2 separate regions of the Mus musculus genome follow, and region 1 is linked to region 2. The links are chromatin loops, found by intact Hi-C in ENCODE. Cell type or tissue: heart. All regions are shown on one strand.

Evidence for each region. Peaks named below come from ENCODE experiments on the same cell type or tissue, not always from the same donor. Only the 100,000 strongest peaks of a DNase experiment are listed, where the experiment ranks them.
Region 1: it touches region 2 in a loop (4-fold over the local background); 24 of 42 quality-filtered maps call a loop at or near these places.

What each region holds. Positions count from the first base shown.
Region 1 is chr14:47,596,598-47,599,097 of GRCm38, reverse strand. No RefSeq gene overlaps it. Among named protein-coding and RNA genes, the nearest start is that of Atg14, 29 kb to the right of the region's middle. In heart, a CTCF peak has its summit at 1,092 (motif pointing left); no DNase peak of the experiment used is centred here; H3K4me3 peaks cover 296 bases; H3K27ac peaks cover 320 bases.
Region 2 is chr14:48,369,049-48,371,548 of GRCm38, reverse strand. No RefSeq gene overlaps it. Among named protein-coding and RNA genes, the nearest start is that of Tmem260, 76 kb to the left of the region's middle. In heart, CTCF peaks have their summits at 832 and 1,031 (motif pointing left); no DNase peak of the experiment used is centred here; H3K27me3 peaks cover 890 bases.

The DNA of each region.
Region 1 (2,500 bases), 770 kb after region 2:
CCTCTCCTGTCCTACCTCCTATTTCCTGCTTCAGCTCATTGGCCATTGGCATTTTTATTGACAGGTGATCTCCATAGAATACATATGAGTATTTTGCCTGCATGTATGTCTGTGCACTGCTAGTGCCTGAGGAGGCCAGAAGAGCGTTGTTGGATCCTCTGGAACTGCAATTATACATAAATTGTGATGATGATGATGATGATGATGATGATGATGATGATGATGATGATGATTCCTGTCTTTGTGAAACCAAGCCATTATCCCCGGGAATTCAAATTCGGCAAGTGTTTCACTGCCAGTGTGCACACCTACTGGCACAGTCCTGCCTGAGAGCTGTTGCTTTTCTAGGTAGAAACAAGGTGCCATCATGACTCAGGATGTTCAGATGATTTGGGGGGGGGGGGTGCGCGGGGGAGCTTGGCGGGCGGGGGAGGGGGCGGCGGGGGGAGGGGGACAGGTTATGCCATGGTAAGCACAGGCTTCTTTCTGGTGCCCTGCTCTACCCAGCCACCCAGAAGGGGAAGTGTGGCTTACTGGGGAGTAAGGAATTTGAGTTTAAGCAATTATTAAAAGGGCAAGAAATCCACTGAATTTTGTTCTAGAAAAGACCTTCAAGGAATTCGTAAATCAGCCTCCATATTCTTGTGATATAAAATCCCTGTCTGGAAACTGACAGCTCAGTGCAGACTTAATTAGAACCATGTCATTGGCTCCCAGGAAAAAGACAAAGCTACAGCAAGCAAAACTGGCACCAGATTAAAAACCGTCCTCCGGCGGCCTTGTTGCATTTATGCAGACTCGGCGGTACTTCCTAGGCCAAAAACACTGCCTCCGACGTTCACAGTATCAAGGTGCTGTGTGTGAGAAATCACAGGCCAAGCACCTCCAGGTGAACTGATGTGAACAGAACCTGCCAGTATACACTGCACAAACATATCTGCATTAACCAAGACAGTAACTAATCCTGTGTATCTGAGGAGGTAGCCCCTGGTCCTCTGCACCGGCATGTACTTAAGCCCCTCCTCAGCTGATCCCCAAGCCTGTTTGCTCCCCAAACCGGAAGCTCTGCCTTTGAGAGAGGAGACAGAGCGCCCCCTAGTGAAACAGTCTTTCCTCACATTACACTTTAGCACTACGGTTCTCATGTTGTAGATTTCTGGTAAATATTTCTTCAGGTTTATAGGAGCCACGTAGTGTTCTGATACATACATACATACATACATACATACATACATACATACATACATACATACATACATACATACATATATATATATGTGTGTGTGTGTATATATATATGTGTGTGTGTATATATATATATATATTATATAAATATAACGATAAAATCGTTGTAAGGAGCATAGCTGTCACCTCAAATGTTCATCATTTATTCCTGGTGAAAAGTTCAAAAATGTCTAGAATTTTGAAATACTCATGATTGTTAACTGTACCCTAGGGTACAGTAAAGTAACAAAATTTATTCCTATTTATTTGTAATTTTGTACTTGTTGAATGGACATCTGTATTTTTCTTTCTAGAGTCCAGGCCTAAAATGCTGACTGTGACTTGAAAGCCTGAAGCCTGATGCCCAAGTCCTAGAGGTTTTCACCTATTGTTTAAGAGTTGCAAAAAACCCTACTGGTTCCAGAGTTTTTATCTTTAAATGTGTGTGTGTGTGTGTGTGTGTGTGTGTGTGTGTGTGTGTGTGTGTGTGTGTGTGTGTGTGTGTGTGTGCATGTGTGCCTATGTGTATATGTGCATTTATGTATGTGCATGTGTGAATATGTGCATGTATGTGTACATGTGTGCATGTGTACATGCATGTGTGTATATGTGCATTTATGTATATGCATGTGTGCCTGTGTGTATATGTGCATGTATGTGTGTGTATGTGCACATGTGTATGTGCCTGTGTGTATATGTGCATGTATATGTGTGTGCATGTGTGCCTGTGTGTATGTGTACATGTGTGCATATATGTATTGTGTATATGTGCATGTGTGTGTATGTGTGCATGTGTGCCTGTGTGTATGTGTACATTCATGTCAAGATACTTGTGCAAGCATGTATATGCAGAGGCATGTGGCTGCCAGAGGCTGATCTCACTGTTCCCCTCCACTGCTCTTTACCTTGGTTTTCGAGACAAGATCCCTTAGCAACCTGGAGCTCCCAGACTTAGCTCCACTGTCCAGTCAGCCAACACAGGGATCCTCCTGTCTCTGCCTCCTAGTGCCAGGAGGACAGGGGCACTCTTGGCTCTAACATCAGTGATGGAAATTGAGTTCACATCCTCACACTTAAGAGGCAAGCACTTTATAGACTGCACCATCTACCCGCACCCCCCAAAGTTTTAAATTCACAAACTAAAAAAAATTGGTAAATGTGGCTAAATATCTCCAAATATCGACTAGATGTATATTAGTTGCTTTGTTTTGTTTTGTTTTGTTTTGTTTTGTTTTGTTTTGTTTTGTTTTGTTTTTCGAGACAGGGTTTCTCTTTA
Region 2 (2,500 bases):
AAGCTAGGGACAGGCGTCCAGGTGTCACATCTGCAGAGTGCTGGAGCTGGTGCCATTTCCATTGTAAGCCAGCTGAGAATCACTAGTTCCAGGGCTCCCAAGAAACAGCAGAGGGTTGAAGCAGATACTGTTAAGAGCTCCCTTCCTTGGACTGAATGGAAACCTGTTCTGTTATAGTTTGTAACAAACAGACTGCACTTGGCAATGAGTCCTGGCCTTTCTATCCATCATGATGATTCTCTTGCTGTTAAGCAGACATTTTCTGAGTGTCCCTTAAAGCTAACAGTGGCCGAATGGTCTTTAGCAGGAAGGTTTCTCCTCTACTGATGAAAGAGAGAAGTGGCTGGCACTGGCTTCCCCTTTCCTCCTGTCTCTTGACCTTGAACATGATTTTCTAGAAATACCACAAAATAAACAACTGAACAAAACAACATGAAACACTGAGAGCCAATATGGTAAGAAGGCAGGACAGAAAAGATAGAACTTTTCTGGTGTCTTCGGTACATCACAGAGCACATGTCAAAAACACAAAACACACTCATGGAGAACTTCCCTCCATGCAATAACTTGAGTTATATCTGAAGCTGTCCTAGCAGGCATGGCTGTATGGCACAGAACACTTCCAGCCAAACGCAGAGCAGGGGCTTCTCTTCTCGTCCTCAGAACTCATTCGTCCTCAGCCGTTCTCAATCTACTACACACATTTCATCCGAACTCCTGGAAAATCCCACACCACAAGAGTCAGCATGTCATTCTACAGAATGAAACAAATGAGCAAACAAACGAACTTGAATAACACCATTAAATAAGAAACTTACTTAAAGTATCTCCATTGGTTATTCTGGAATAAACTGTCTCCTGGACTTATCCCTAGTGGCTGTTTTGAAAACCTAAGGCCTTTATTATTTTCTGAAAGCATTAAAAAAAAAAAGATATCTGCCCTGTTAGTGATTAAAATCAACTTGAGTTGGGAGGCACGTATGAAAGGACAGATTTAGTCATTCTAATTAGGTGATTGGTTGCCCTCTAGTGGTAGGAAATGGTAATAGTGTTGTTATGCCAATGTGGGTTGATTTGATTGTGTTCATGCAATTGTTTATTGAACAGCTTATTCTATGCCATGTATAGTCCTAGGCTCTGCAATGGCACCACCAAGGAAAATAAGCCAGGATCCTAACTCCAATAGAGTAGGCTGAAAATCAAATATGAGAGATCTCAGAAAGCAATTATTAAAATTGAACACAGTCGTGGACCAGGGCTAAGATGACATTCGCTGTTGTGCTGTGTGCAGTGTTGTCCCTGATCAGGTGACATTTAACCCGAGAGCTGGAGGCTAACATTCCAGACCAAAGAAGGAGGCTGAGTAAGAATCTCCAAGTAGGCGTGGGTTTGGGGTATCTGATTAGCACAATGTTCAGAGTGGCTGGGGCTCTCCATTGAAGGTGGAAAGGCCAGGGGATGGTTTTATCCATAGCCTCAGAACATCAAAGTAGATTGAATAAAATTGGACAAGGAAAACACACAGATTGACTGACATTCTTTAAAGCTTACTCTGGGTACCAAGTGGAAAAGAAGCGGTATGGGAAGGGAGCGGAGATGGGTTTACTATAGCAATTCTGCGTTGGAAATGGTGGCAGCTTGATCCAGCACAGCACAGGTAGCCGTAGAGAAAGCTGACACACATGGATATATTCTGGAGGTGAACAACAAGATCTGCTGAATGCTTGGATGTTGATGATAAAGGGAAAGAAGGACTCAAGAATAAAGCTCAAAATTTCAAAACGCTTTATTTTTGCTTTATGTGTTATGAGTGTATGCGTGTATGTATGCACACTGCATGTGTTCAAGGAGGCCAGAGGATGGCGTCGGATCCTCTGGGGCTGCAGTTACAGGTGGTTATGAGCCACCATGTGGATGCTGGGAACCAGAGGAGATGGAAGCCATTTCTCCAGCCCTCAATGCTCAATTTTTAATTATTCACTGAATGGAAGGAAATGGGGGAGATTGACTGAGGTGGGTAAGGCTGGCTGAGAGTAGGTTTGGGAAACAGATCAGGTCATGGCCTTCAAGGTTAGGACACAAGATACAGAATAACTTTTTGAAGAATAGGTTATGTAGTAACAATGGGCAAATAAAAAGAAACACGCTTGTTGCAAGAGAGAAAAGACAGACATGGAACTCACCACAAGGAATTAGAAAGACAGAGTTCCAGAGTATAGCATGAGAAAGTCAGCCAGGAAAAAGAAGTTAGTGTCTAAGAAGCAAGGGTGTTGGAACTATCTTTGAATTGTTCTTTTTCTAATTCTGTCTTGTGGGGACTCGCACCAAACATTGTAAAGTGTCGTGGGACACTAGTGTTAAAGTGGTCTAATCCCTTTCTTTCACAAACAAAATAGGGGACACCTCAGAGACAAGGGGGCAGAACTACCCCAGCAAGTATGAAAGGAAATACAGGGGGGGGGGTCTGCTCTGAGGGGCACCGAATCCTTATATCAGTTCT